Linked DNA regions of Homo sapiens: regions 2, 3, 4 and 5 are each linked to region 1. The links are chromatin contacts, found by Hi-C or POLR2A ChIA-PET in ENCODE. All regions are on one chromosome and are shown on one strand. Each heading gives the region's core, a stretch centred on a gene start or an enhancer-like site at or near the end of the contact. The rest is flanking DNA. Distances are from core to core; before and after follow the strand shown. Region 1 holds the start of ACTMAP (actin maturation protease). Region 2 holds the start of DYRK1B (dual specificity tyrosine phosphorylation regulated kinase 1B). Region 3 holds the start of PSMC4 (proteasome 26S subunit, ATPase 4). Region 4 holds the start of ZNF546 (zinc finger protein 546). Region 5 has its middle 17 kb from the start of CCDC97.

Evidence for each region. Hi-C counts contacts between places; a loop is a spot of excess contacts on that map. ChIA-PET counts read pairs that join two places held with the same protein, here RNA polymerase II (POLR2A). Pooled maps may share reads with other maps.
Region 2: a map of CD8-positive, alpha-beta T cell shows a loop between it and region 1 (34-fold over the local background). The contact joins the promoter of DYRK1B here to the promoter of ACTMAP in region 1. A Hi-C loop is called at or near these places in 1 of 168 maps with a recorded cell type or tissue (CD8-positive, alpha-beta T cell), 1 of 37 single-sample maps with no recorded cell type and 8 of 50 pooled maps. POLR2A ChIA-PET finds 5 or more read pairs at or near these places in 1 of 52 experiments (GM12878).
Region 3: a loop to region 1 is called in a pooled map, with 8 times the contacts of the local background. The contact joins the promoter of PSMC4 here to the promoter of ACTMAP in region 1. A Hi-C loop is called at or near these places in 6 of 50 pooled maps. POLR2A ChIA-PET finds 5 or more read pairs at or near these places in 2 of 52 experiments (B cell and BJ).
Region 4: a loop to region 1 is called in a map of transverse colon, with 7 times the contacts of the local background. The contact joins the promoter of ZNF546 here to the promoter of ACTMAP in region 1. A Hi-C loop is called at or near these places in 1 of 168 maps with a recorded cell type or tissue (transverse colon) and 5 of 50 pooled maps. POLR2A ChIA-PET finds 5 or more read pairs at or near these places in 1 of 52 experiments (activated CD4-positive, alpha-beta T cell).
Region 5: a loop to region 1 is called in a pooled map, with 6 times the contacts of the local background. The contact joins the enhancer-like site here to the promoter of ACTMAP in region 1. A Hi-C loop is called at or near these places in 6 of 50 pooled maps. POLR2A ChIA-PET finds 5 or more read pairs at or near these places in 7 of 52 experiments (A549, H1, T-cell and 3 more).

The regions. Positions count from the first base shown.
Region 1 is chr19:40,749,227-40,751,726 of GRCh38, reverse strand. ACTMAP (actin maturation protease) reads left to right here and starts at 1,250. Exons shown (of 6, transcript NM_198476.5): 1 at 1,250-2,246. The coding sequence starts at 1,924. It overlaps SNRPA (small nuclear ribonucleoprotein polypeptide A), which reads right to left and starts at 524. Exons shown (of 6, transcript NM_004596.5): 1 at 246-524. The coding sequence starts at 318. RefSeq lists enhancers at 1-545, 633-702, 1,243-1,482, 1,174-1,799 and silencers at 456-638, 903-1,042.
Region 2 is chr19:39,832,818-39,835,450 of GRCh38, reverse strand. It overlaps DYRK1B (dual specificity tyrosine phosphorylation regulated kinase 1B), which reads left to right and starts at 1,289. Exons shown (of 11, transcript NM_004714.3): 1 at 1,289-1,428. FBL (fibrillarin) reads left to right here. Exons shown (of 9, transcript NM_001436.4): 8 at 638-783; 9 at 889-993. The coding sequence ends at 913. RefSeq lists silencers at 1,477-1,586, 1,847-2,116.
Region 3 is chr19:39,969,834-39,972,466 of GRCh38, reverse strand. It overlaps PSMC4 (proteasome 26S subunit, ATPase 4), which reads right to left and starts at 1,302. Exons shown (of 11, transcript NM_006503.4): 1 at 1,229-1,302; 2 at 223-321; 3 at 1-98. The coding sequence starts at 1,264. LOC124904720 (a long non-coding RNA gene) reads left to right here and starts at 1,496. Exons shown (of 3, transcript XR_007067260.1): 1 at 1,496-1,587; 2 at 2,031-2,113. RefSeq lists enhancers at 339-1,018, 1,043-1,432, 1,933-1,982.
Region 4 is chr19:39,995,677-39,998,309 of GRCh38, reverse strand. ZNF546 (zinc finger protein 546) reads right to left here and starts at 1,250. Exons shown (of 7, transcript NM_178544.5): 1 at 1,153-1,250; 2 at 395-449; 3 at 1-62. RefSeq lists a silencer at 216-315 and enhancers at 1,134-1,428, 1,101-1,600, 1,436-1,615, 1,601-2,102.
Region 5 is chr19:41,325,921-41,328,553 of GRCh38, reverse strand. No RefSeq gene overlaps it. Among named protein-coding and RNA genes, the nearest start is that of CCDC97, 17 kb to the right of the region's middle. RefSeq lists enhancers at 391-912, 1,855-1,994, 2,323-2,633 and silencers at 636-1,155, 1,695-1,744. Within about 2 kb of position 1,318, at least 35 of the 41 ENCODE cell types and tissues checked have a DNase peak (open chromatin) inside an H3K27ac peak, as active enhancers do.

The sequences.
Region 1 (2,500 bases), core at 1-2,500:
GCTTCCTGGAGGAAGGGTCCTGTGACCTCAAACCTTGTAAGATGAGCAGCAGTGACCACGTTAAAGGGCAGAGTGTAAGATGAACTAATGGAGTGTTGAAGACAGGAAGTAGTTTGTGTAAAGGCCAAGGAGTTAACTCGAAGTTTGGCTGGACAAACACTTAGAAAGAGAGGCGGGTGCAGGGGACGGAAGAGGGGCCAGCCCGTGCGGGACAGTCTGGACTCCGGACTATCCCGAGAACTCACCATCCTTCTTGATCTTCTCATTGAGGTTGTTGATATAAATAGTGTGGTTAGGGCGGGTCTCGGGAACTGCCATGGAGTGAAGTGTTGAGGTAAGTCTTAAAGGAGGAAAAACGTGACTTTAGCCCTGGGTTTCTCCAAATCCTTTGTCCCAACGTCGGCTGCTCAAGGATCTTCCTCCGAAAAGGAAGTCAGGTAAGGCGGGAGTAGGGGCAAGGACGGAGGCAAAGCGCGACAACAAAGCGTGCGTAGGACCCGCTTCTCCAGCCCGCGTGCGGAGAGAACTCTCGAGAGATTTACTACGACTTCCAGGATGCTCTACGCGACCCGGTGGGCGGAGCACCCTAAATGGCGATTCCCATTGGCCCAAGCATCCGAAGGGCCGTCCCGGAGAAAAAACCCGGATGTGGGAGCCAGTATAGAAAAAAGGGACAGGTCCTAGGCAGCCTGGCCTCGAGCAGCAAGTTTCCTCAGACGGGCCCAGGAAGGCCCGGACGCCAAGCGTACCGCTCGCCTGCCGCCGATGGTCGTTTGCACCGGAGGTTACCTTCCGACAGGGCCGTAGTTCTCTCAACCGGCGCCTGCTACTTCCCTGAGACCAAACCACAAAGCTTTCTCTCCTGGCCCCGCCTCTGCCTTTCTGCCAGCCAATCGCCGCGCGGAAACGCAGTAGCTTGACCAATCAGAGCAAGTCTCGTTTCTGGGCTCAGCTGTTGCCAATCAAAACGATATTTGGGTTCCCGCCTAGGTAGAAAAACCCCGCCCCACTCCCTGAAAGCCCACCTCCTTCCGTGGCGCCCGGGTCTACGGACCAATCAGTGAAGGTCACGAGTCTGTACGCGTCTCGCGCTGCGGTGTCTTCCGGAGGCAATCCTTTTTGGAGTCCCGCCTCTTACCCCCGCCAGAGCTGCGTTTTCTGTCACGTGATCGCAAAATGGGCGGGAACTGTTGCGTGTAATACCACGTGATATGGGAAAGGCAGTGTGCGGGGGCCGCCATTTTCCGGGAGTGGGAGGTGCACTTTACTTCCTGACTCCTTTCCTTTTTCCAGTGGTTATCGCGGCGCCCACCGGCCTCTGATCTCTGAGTCTTCTCCAACCCACAGACGTTTTTTGTTGCTCTGGTTCCAGGACCTTCTCCACAACTAGGCCATTTTCCCTGCCAGGTGTCCTTTTTGACCTCTTGACCTCTGACTCAAAGGTCAGCTCAAAGGTTCCGAACTCGGGCCTGGGATGTGAGGGGGTACTGAACCTAAGTTCTCCGAATCTTTAGCCCTGGGTCCCTAAGTCGCATCCTTAAGGCACCTCACTCTAGATCTGAGCCTTCATATCCCAAACTCACTCATGAGTTTCCACATCCAGCCCCAAAGAATGAGTTAACTCCTACTAACTCTCCACCTAAGACTCCCGAGGTAACCCAACCGGTACCACAGATCCGGTTCCGGATTTAAGGACCCCACCCTGTTAACCGTCAGGTGCCTTATGACTTGAGTCAGCCTCGCAATTCCTGCTCCCGTGGTTTCAAATATTAGCCCTGGTCCTTTCACACCCACTGCTCAGTCCCCAGATTCTGGAACTCAGCTCTTAAACCTTTAAAATCTCCATCCCTGAGACCGTTCTCCGTTGGAGGATCCTTCCCTCCCCGCTTTCTGAACCTCTCAACACCTCCTGTAGACCCCAAAATGACTTCTCCATGCTCTCCTCCCCTAAAACCACCAATTTCTCCTCCAAAAACCCCTGTACCCCAAGCCAGCAGCATTCCATCTCCTCCTCTACCCCCAAGTCCCCTGGACTTTTCAGCTTTACCATCCCCTCCCTGGAGTCAGCAGACCCCTGTTCCCCCACCGCTCCCACTGCCTCCTCCACCCGCTGCCACAGGGCCTGCTCCCCGTCATGTCTTCGGCCTGGAGAAGAGCCAGCTCCTGAAGGAGGCCTTTGATAAGGCCGGCCCGGTCCCCAAGGGCAGAGAAGATGTGAAGAGGCTTCTGAAACTACACAAGGACCGGTAGGGTCTCCATGCCCCACCCACCACCCAGGCTCTGCCCTAGACACTTCACAGATCTCTTGGGGTGGGGGGGGGGTTCCCGTGTCCTCAAGATCAAACAGGCTGACTACTTAGGTCCCCCACCTAGATCTCTTCCATGGTGGTGTGCCTCCAGCAATGAAGAAAGCTGTCCTCACAAGTGCCCAGTCCAGTCCGGGTGCTTTGGCTCATGCATGTAATCCCAGCACTTTGGGAGGCCGAGGCGGGTGGATCAC
Region 2 (2,633 bases), core at 40-2,539, 920 kb after region 1:
AGTTCCTGGGTTCAAGCGATTCTCCTGCGTCAGCTTCCCGAGTAGGTGGGACTACAGGTGTGCGCCACCACACCCGACTAATTTTTGTATTTTTAGTAGAGATAGGGTTTCACCGTGTTGGCCAGGATGGTCTCAATCTCCTGATTTCGTGATTGAGCCACCTCGGCCTCCCAAAGTGCTGGGATTACAGGCGTGAGCCACCACGCCCAGCCTTAGACTGGGTAATTTATAATGAATGGAAATTTATTTGGCTCCCAGTTCCAAAGGCTGGAAAGTCCAAGATTGGAGGTCTGAATCTGGCGAGGGCCTTCTTGCTGTCATCCATTGGCAGAAGGGTGAGAGCAAGATAGAAAGGGGGCATAATCATCCTTTTAATCAGCAACCCACTCTTGTGATAATAGCATTACTCTATTCAGGAAGGCAGAGGCCTCATGACCTGAATCATCTCTCGAAGGTCCCACCTCTCAACTCTTGCATTTAAGGGTTACGTTTCCAACACATGAACTTTGGGGGACACACTAGAACCATAGCACTGAGTTTTACTTGAATTAATAATGAAAACATCTGGTTTAAAGAGCACACAAGAGAAAAACAGCCCAAAGCCCTGTTGTAGACATTAGTCCTTTCTCCTCTTTAGGCCAACTGCATTGACTCCACAGCCTCAGCCGAGGCCGTGTTTGCCTCCGAAGTGAAAAAGATGCAACAGGAGAACATGAAGCCGCAGGAGCAGTTGACCCTTGAGCCATATGAAAGAGACCATGCCGTGGTCGTGGGAGTGTACAGGTGAGCAGGGGCCCAGCAATACACCAAGACAGACATCTCTGTCCCTTGCACCCCGAGTGCCATGATCCTGGGGACCCTCCTTCATCACCTATCTTCCTCTCACAGGCCACCCCCCAAGGTGAAGAACTGAAGTTCAGCGCTGTCAGGATTGCGAGAGATGTGTGTTGATACTGTTGCACGTGTGTTTTTCTATTAAAAGACTCATCCGTCTCCCATGTCTGCTGCTCATTCCTCCCCTTGACCTGCTGACACAGGGAGCACGCACCCTTGGTCAATTTTGCGGGGTTGGGTAAATTCTCACTCGGTCACAGAGCGCATGCTCCGTTTCTAGCTGCCTTTGCGCAGCGGCAGCCTGGATTTCGGTTCTTGGGTGGGATTGGTAGCTCGCTGCGCATGCGTGCAGGTAAGCGGCCATCTCGCGCAGGCGGAGTGTCAGTGTGGGTCACGTGAGGGGAGCGGAGAGGGAGGGATGGGGGCGGAGTCCAGGGCGTGGGGGGGCCGGTTTGTTGTGGTCGCCATTTTGCTGGTTGCATTACTGGGTAATCGGGGCCCTGGCTTGCCGCGTCCGCCGGATACCCTCAGCCAGTGGGCAGGTCTGAGCTCGGGCTCCCCGAGCAGTTTGAGTCCCCTTGCCCGCTCCTTCAGGTAACGGCGCGGGGACGGGTGGGGCGGCAAGCGGTCGCAGGGAGGTGGGCAGGACGGGATCCGCCCTGCTCCCGTCGCCGTGAGACTTAGCACGAGGCCAAGGGAGGAGAGGAGGGGGGTGGCAGGCAGGTGCGGGCCCTGCCTGGCTATTCATAGTTGAATTCCTGGAACCGGCCAAGCCCGAGGAAGCAGTTGCAGGAGGGAGGCTGGGAGGGGGTAGCCGGGCCCCACTCCCGCCCTTTGTTTGGGCTCAGCTCCGCGGGCCGCTTCTTCGTCGCCTAGCAACAGCTGCCCTAGGCTGTGATTGGCTGAGCTCTTGGCACCAGCGACCAATGGTACAGTTGTTGCCATGGCAGGTGCCGATTGCCAAGCTCAGTCGGGCCCCGCCTTCCGGTCTCAGCAGGCCCAGGAGGGCCTCCTGGGTGGGGGGCGGGACGCCGGGTCCCTAGGGGCTGGTGGTCACTCAGGGTGGGGCGTGTCGCCCCTCCCCCGTCCACCTGCTCTACTCTTCCCCCGCGTGCCCTGGGCTGACCCTTGTCCCCTCCTCTCCCCGCCCCCGGTGGCAGTGGCGGCTGCTGTTGTCACCCACCGGGCCTCCTGTCCCGCTTGCCCTCCCCGCCGCGGGGCCGGCCGGGCCAGAGACAGGCGGTCGCCTTTTCAGCGCCGCCACCGCCGCCATGCTGGCCGCTCGCCCACCCCACTGGGGGCCCCACCGCGCCCCAGCCCCCCGTGGGCCCCGCGCCAGCCCTGACCCGGGTAGGGGGTGGGGGCTGGGAGAGATGATCCTGGTGTGGGAGGGCCCCGGAGAAGAGGTGGTTTTTTGGGGGAAGCTCCAAGGGTGGAGGAGTCGTGGAGTGGCAAGGCATGGAATAGGAGAAAGGGATTTGACATGGGGGAGAGAGTGGCCCATGGGGAGAAGATTTTTGCTGTAGCTGACAACTCTGGGAGGAGAGAACCCTATGTGATAACTTGGGGATTTGACTTTGAGGCCCTCTAGGAGTGGACACAGTTGTGGAATGACCCTGGTATAAAGAGGGGTGCCTGGAGAAAGGTCTGTGGTAGGAATATTAGGGTGTGTGTGTGTGTGTAGGGGGGCAAGGAAGCAGTGTAGGGGAGAAAAGGATGATCACTCTAAACTGTGGGAAGAGACACCTCCTCCTTCTCCCATCAGGAGGAGTGGGCCTTGATTGGGATGGGATATTGGA
Region 3 (2,633 bases), core at 53-2,552, 780 kb after region 1:
TCCTCCTGGGCATGGAGAAATTCCTTTTTCAGGTTCTTTTGCTCATCTTTGATGTATTCCTCCTGCACCTCCAGGAACTCCAGCTCTTGCTGCAGCTTCTGCGAGCAGAGAGGGGACAGAAGGGGATGGCTCCAGACTTGCTGATCCAGAGAGTGGTGGAAAGTGGGGAAGAGTATGAGATGTCAGGTCCTGTGCAAGGTCTGGGTTGGGGGTCGAATGTACCTTGTAGCGGCTGTACAGGTCCTCCAGGTCCTCAGGCTCAGGGCCCAGGAAGGACAGGCCGGTCTGGGGCCGGGACACGGACAGTGCTGGGATCTCATCCTAGACGAAAGGGGATAACTCACATTGGAAGAAGACAGTCCTCTCATGAAAGCTTCCCAACTTCACTAATGTTTGTTCCCCTCCCCACTTCACCCTGATGTCACTTAGCCCCTAACAGACCCCTGATATCTTAAGACCCTCTAAATAGATCCTGGAAACCTTTTGGCCACCTAAACAAGCTCTTTATGTCAACTTGCCCCTCAAACAGATCTTATGTTATCATATACCACTCATAACATGTCCCCAGTGTCACACAACCCCCAACTAGGATCTAAACGTCACATCAACTCCTTATCAGACCCAAATGCCACCCAATCCCCTTCAAGAGGTTCCTAATGTCACATGGCTCTCCTAGATAGGCTGTTAAAGTGACTGCGCCTTCAACGAGTCCCAACATTCCCCAGTTTCCCCTCAAAGATCCCTTATGTCACAGTCTCCTAACTCACCTTAGACCTAAATATCACTCAGGCAAGCCACAGATAATACTTAACTACCCGCCCCATTACCCCCATCAGCAAAGCCCTGAACATCAGTCAGCCCCGCAGCCCAGACCCGGGGATCACTCGGCCGCACGGCGGGATCCCATATATCACTCACCGCCTGACCCAATCCCAACGCCGGGCCACCGACCTCACTAAGCACTACCGGCCAGGGTTCGAAATCAATCCGTCTCAAAGACCCACTAACGTCACTCACTCCCCCAGCCCCGCTTTCTGAGCCTTACCTCCTACCATCACTCGGCCACCCAGACAGGCCTTCGAATGGCACAAAGCTCTCCACCGAGGCCTCTAAAATAACCCCAACCTGGGCCGGGGTCCTGGAAGCCATTCCTCCCCCCACTCAGGTCTGGCTTCACCCTCTCCCCGCGAGCCCGGCCCGGACTAAAAAGCCCAAGTCCCCACTGTACCTGAGCCTTCTCCACCAAGATGCCTATCTCCTCCATAGTGACCAAGCCGGCCTCTGTGTGGCCTGGGATGATCTGTCACCGCTTCCGCTGACGACAACGGAAGTCCCTGGCTGAGGAGGCTTCTGGGAAGTGTAGTTTAAGTTACGGCTGAGAGGTGCTGGAAGGGCAGGATAGGACGAAGGGCTGGTCTGGGCTCCGCCCTCAACATAAGCTCATGCGCTGTCCGTACCCGCAGGCGCGAGGGCGGGACGGGAGCTGTGGGCGTGCGCAGTATCACGCGGTGGCGCCATCTCGCCCTGCCGTGGAGGGCTGGGGGTTCTCTCCGGGAGGTGGCGCAGCCCCGTTGCTCTTTCAACGGAGTAAGTTCGCAGAGCTCTGGCACGGACAGTCTGGCGGCCAACTGCTCTTCGCTTTCTAGTGTCTGGGCTGGAGGGTCCTTGAGCTGGGTTCCACAGAAGGGATTGATCGTACGGGCGGGTAAGGTCTCCACGTGGCGCTGATCCAAAGATTGTGCGCCGCGCGGGCGTGGGAAGATCCGAGCTGCCCCTGAAGGTGACATTTCATACTGGGCTTTACCCCGGGATTGAGGAGCCCCGAGCCCGCAGTGAGCAACCAATCGAGTAGAACCCACGCGTCTGGGCTGGGGAAAAGGAGGCAGCGAGTGCCCAGAAGTTGGGTAGCACAGGAGATCCATAGACCTTAGTTCTGTATCCCAGGTTTCCGCCTTACAGATCTATGCCAGGTCCTGCGCTTAAGCTTTACAGGCATCATCGTCGCAAGTATTATGTTTCCTCATTTATAGAGAAGGAGACAAGCTCAGAGCCACGAAGCCACCAGCCACAGTCAACAATGTGCCGAAGGGACAAAGCATAGATTGGGACCCAGGTCTGTCTGTCCCCAAAGCCTGTACTCTTGGCCCCAGGGAAACACTGCTACCCTTCACACCAGCTACAATTTTTGTTAAGTAAACCTTTTATTGAAGTTAAATAAAGAGAAGAGCACAAATCATTACAGCTCGACAAAATTACACAAAGTGAACATGCCCATACAACCTGAATCCAGATCGCAAAACCAAACAGTAGAAGCCTCATGTGCTCCCCTTTCCCCCATCCCTTCTTCTCCCCCCTCCACTCCCCGCCCCGAGACGGAGTCTCACTCTGTTGCCCAGGCTAATATTTGTATTTTTAGTAGAGACAGGGTTTCACCATGTTGGCCAGGCCGGTCACAAACTCCTGACCTCAAGTGATCTGCCTGCCTTGGCCTCCCAAAGTGCTGGGATTATAGGCGTGAGCCACCACATCCGGCCTCCCGATCCCTTCTAAAGGTTATCATTCATCTGTTTTTTTCTTTTTTTTTTAAGAGCTAGAGTCTCTGTCGCCCAGGCTGGAGTGCAGTGGCACGATCA
Region 4 (2,633 bases), core at 1-2,500, 750 kb after region 1:
AAAGGAAGGCCTGGGATAGGTCACTGGACAATTCAGGAAAAGCAAAGCAATGTTTCCATTTCCTAAAAACAAAAACATTTTATGCATTTATTTAAAGATTTACTTAAAGATATAGACCAGAGAGTTGCAATTTATGTGACAAATAATTTAGTCTTTTTAGATTGAATCAAATGAACTTCTTCAAAGGGAAAAATGCAAATGAAAGCTACAGAAAGTACCTGGGGATGTGATTTTTGTGACTGTGAGCAATGAGGTGACAGGCTCTGTGGTAGATTGTGGCTGTGCTTGACATAGCAGTGTGGTACCACGCCGTATGACTGGGTGCAGGCAAGGCTGTGTGAGGATTAGAATGTGTGATTTCCATTTTATGAATAAAAAGGAAATATAAACTTACCTGGACCTGAACTTTTAGACCTGCTACAACAATTGTTCCCTCCTTTTCAGGATCCCTGTTTTGATGAATAGCAGAATGGGGGAAGAAAAATAATCATGAGACAGCAGGCCTTTCTTAAGAGCACAGACCGACCTAGAATATCCCCTCCAGCGCCACATCTGTGCTGACCTCACGCACATAACAGCTGTGTGAGAGTGAGGCTGGGATCTGTCTCTGAACTCACACCAGGTTTCTAGATCAAAGGTATGGGAATGCAGTGGTTCTGAAACATGCAGCTGCCCACACAGCGGCTCCAACTGCGCAGTCTTCCAACCTGTCGTCCCAGGAGTCTGTTTTAGGGACACTTCTAATTCAAAAGTCCAATCGCCAACCCAGGTCTGTACCTTCTTGCTGGGAACCTTCATCCCAGAGCTCGATATTTGACTTCCCTCTTGGGGACACTGCTGTGTGCAAACACCGAGGCCGTGAGGAGGGTAGAGGGTCAGTGACACACACCAGAGAGCCAGGCACCTGTCTCAGCCTCACACCCGCACCCACACCCGCCCAACCCGGTCCTGACAGGCGCCCCGTCGCGCGCACACACACACATACACCGTCTGCCACATTTTGTCACACAATTTCCCTTCTCCGCTCCCCAAGCACGCACAGGCCTGAGGCTCCCTGCGGGCACGACACGCCAGGTCTGGGCCCTGGAGCGCCTCACTTTGGGCGGCAGTTCTATCCCCAGTCCTACTCGTAAGAGTCCCGTTCCGCCTCACCTAGCTCGGACTTCTCGCCCGCAAGTGAATAATAACGGTTAAGGTGACTGAACCGTTAAGAACGCAATGTAAAGGGCCCTTGGGGTCCAGGCAACACTGCCCAAGGGGCTTCTGGGAAATGTAGTCCACAGCCGGAAACTGATCCTTTTGGGCGGAGGCGCAGGCGCGCGCGCATCCGGCGGGTTCGACTCACTTACCAGGAACCCACGCAGGAAGCTGAGGAGGAGAACAGACGCCTCTGGGCCACTGGCCGGGCCACTTGAGCGTGGGACCGCCGAGTGTGACCCTGAGGCCGAGTGCGTGCGGGACTGGGCGATAGCTCCGCCAGGCAGGATTTTGTTTGTTTCACCTCTTGAGGTAGTCCCGGCGTGTAGTACATAATAGGCGCTTAATATGTGTATTGTAAAGAATGAGTGCCTGGCCATTTGTATTTGCCTTGTGAGCGCGTGTGTGTGGCACTGTGAGGGTTGCGGGACCGACGGAACCTCTCTGGCTCTGGCGGGTTGTGTTTCCGCGTGTGTGTAATTTGAGTGTGAGTCAGTGTGTAGTGAGTGAAGGGATCTGACTGGAGAAAACCACAGTAAATACCCGGGGCTGTGATTTTTGTGACTTTGGTCAATGGGACGACAGGCTCTGTGGTAGACTGGCTGTGCTTGACGTAACAATGTGGTACTATGCCGTGTGGTTGCCGGCAAGGCTATGTGAAGATGAGAATGTGTGATTTGGAAAATCTGGATGTGGAACATCACGGGTGCCAGTGGAATTGTGACTCTGTGTGTGTATAAAAGTTTGCAACCATAGGCCTATATGTCTGTGGGATAAAGAGAATATGTTGCGTCTTCTTGGAGTATCAGCTTTATTTAAACATTTGCATCAGAGAGTTGCGATTTATGTGCCAAAGATTTTTGTCTTTTTATATTGAATTAAATGAATTTTTTACAAAGAGAAAAATGAAAATAATAGTAACTTTCAAAAAATATTAAGAATTTCCTTCCACTCTTATATTCTGGCAATGGATCTTTGGCAATGGGTCTTTGGCAGATCAATTTGAAAAGCTTGGACTGAGGAAATTATACTTGGAAAGCACATTAGGCAGTCAGCCCTTGGTTCCTAAATACCATGCTCCACTGAAAGGAGCAAGGCTCCATGGAGAAATGGCAGATTCCAGAGCTGGGGAAGGGAAAGTTCAGAATGAACTTGGAACATCTTGTGCTTGAAAGTAAGGCAGTGCTCAAAGAATGGTGGGGACGTGTTCAAAGGACATGGAAACCAGATTGAAGGGACTTCCACTGACCAAACTTGACATGGTTTGAGCATCAAAATAAATAATGCTAGTTATAGATTAAAACCCATTAAATAACAGAGGGAATCATAATTCCAAACTGATATAAATTAGTACGTGAAAAAAAATTGAAAGTTTGATGAGGGACTGGATGTTTACATTGTTGCAAAGAACCCCTGCCCCCCCCCAAATCCCTTAA
Region 5 (2,633 bases), core at 69-2,568, 580 kb before region 1:
GCAGCTGCAGCCCACATATACACAGATACAAATAGAGAAAGTGTCAGCCCATCACGTAAACACCACCCAGCCTCGGAGCCTCACTGGGACACAACACGAGCAGAGACTTCAATAGGGACCTGGCACAACACAGTCATATACAAATATATTCCACAGGGTCATGGTCGCAACCACCGCACACCAGACACTGATTCAAACAGTGTCATGCACGCACACGCATCACGGCATCAGAGCCCGGACAGGAAATGGATCCCTCAACAGCCACCTCCTCCTCCATGGGTTCACAGTCACAAACAGGTCCAGGGTGCATGTCCACAGTCGGACCTGTCACAGTCCCACCAGACACACCCCACACAGAGGTCTGACACGTCACAACCTCACAGACAGCAGGTCGGTCTTACCCACTCAGTCTGACATCCCACACCCTCCGCCACACACGCACAATTCCAGCCTGGGGAGTCCCACAGGGCCCCACAGATTGCAGCGACCCCGTCACGTCACGCCCAGACACACTGTCACACCCAGGGTCCCAGACGGAGCAGACACACCCCCAGGGTGGCAGACGCGGCCCTCACATGCCCAGCCCCAGCTCGTGCCTCGGCCTGAGGACAAGTGCTGGCTGCACATTCGCGGTGTGGTCGGCCTGCCCAACACGCCCTCATGACACACCCCGCCCACCTGCCCAGGGCTGCCGGCTGAGCTGGCACAGCCCCACAGGGCGGGGAGGGGAAACTGTGGGCTCAGCACCTTCCTCTGGCCGCGTGCGCACTGCCCCTGCCCTGCCACCCTGGCACCCAGGCCCGATGGGTGGCTCAGCCCCGTCGGGACAAGTCTGCCCCCGCCTGTGGCCGACCGCAGGGGCAGGGCAGGGGGTTTGGGGCTCCCCGCTTCCTCCCCCTGCCCCGCCCCTGCCTCTGCAGGCGGCCCGGGGCCACAGAGGGAAGTCGTGGGGGGAGCCTGGGTTCCGGCTGGAGCCCCAGCTTCCTGTCCAGCCCCCGTGGGGCAGGAAGCTGCTGGGGGAGGCCAGCTCAGGCCTTCCTGCCCCCTCCCCCGCCCCCAAGACGGGCCTGGGACCCGGGTCAGCAAGGGGGAGTGGGGAGATTGGTGGGTGAGAGAAAGCCCCTTCCCCCTTAGTCTCTGGACATGCAGAGTATTTGAGGTTCCAGTGTGGATTCGGATTTGTGTGTTCAGGAACTTATTGTGTGCGTGATTCCAAGCTTTGTGGCGTGAGCTGCGTCTGGCATGGGTGTTCTGGGGGCCTGTGTGCTGTTTGGTATGGATGGTCTTGTCTATGTGTGTCCCCAGCACGTGTTAGCTCCGTGTGTTTGTGGCTGCGCTGCATTTCTGGGGTGTGCGTCTGCATTTTGTATTTCTGCTGGGCAAGCTGTTGTATTTTCTGTGGGTTTTATGCTCTGGCACTGTTTGATTCTGCAAGTCGGCCATGTATCTGGGGCATATTGTGTGTCTGATATTTTTCTCAACATCTTCACTGTTCTTCTGAGTGTAAATTTGTGCATTTTTAAGTGTAAGTTTGACTTGAAATGTGGTGTTTTCTGCATATGTTAATCATCTGTGGGAATGGTGTTTCTCCAGGAGAGGGGAGTGAGTGTGTGTGTATATGTGTAAGACGGGGTCTTGCTCTGTCGCCTGGGCTGGAGTGCAATGGCGCGATCTTGTCTCACTGCAAGCTCCGCCTCCCAGGCTCAAGCGATTCTCCTGCCTCAGCCTCCCGAGTAGATGGGATTACAGGCACCCACCACCACACCCGTCTAATTTTTGTATTTTTAGTAGAGATGGGATTTCACCATGTTGGCCAGGCTGGTCTCGAACTCCTGACCTTGTAATCCACCCACCTTGGTCTCCCAAAGTGCTGAGACACAGGCATGAGCCACCGCGCCCGGCCGTGTGTGTTTCTTACATATGAGGCAGATGAGTTGAGTTGTTTCTGGGTTGCACTGTGATCAGTGCATGTGTCGCTGGTATTCTGAGCATGTTTGTCTACGTGGTGTGCATCCAGCATGCTTCCTGTGGTTCTCAGTGTTTGTCTGTGTGAGGGAGGGCTGTACTTCGGGGCTGTGTGTCCATCTCAGGGACTGGTGTTCCCAGCCTGTGGGTGCTGTGAGCAGGTGCTAAGGTGGTGTCTGCATGCTGTGTTCCCACATGTAGGCTGGTGACTGCAGTGTGTGGAGTTGTGTGGGTCTGTTTTGCATCATCGTTGAGGGGATTTCGCGTTCTCAGCAGGGGTGGATGTGTGTTTGTGAGCAGCTGCGAGTGTGGGTCCACATTGTGTGCTGGTGTTTTCAGGGGAGGGGGACAGGGTGCGTCCATGGAGCCGCCTGCATCATGAGCGGCCAGTGCCTGTTGGCCTCCATACCCAGCGCAGGCTGTGTCTGCGGCGCGTCCCCTTGCCGGCTGGTGCCACGCTGGCTCGGAGCTGGCTGTGGCAGCAGGCAAGGCAGGGCAGGGCAGGGGCTGTGGTGGGCACTGGACCCACGCCCAGCCTCGGTATAAATATCCCAGGCTGCCGGCGGCTGTGTTTGCTGTGTTTACTCGGCCTCAGCCCCGGCCGGGGGCGGCAGCAGCCCAGCAGGTCCTGGGGGCGGGGGTGACCAGGCCACAGCACAGACATTTCC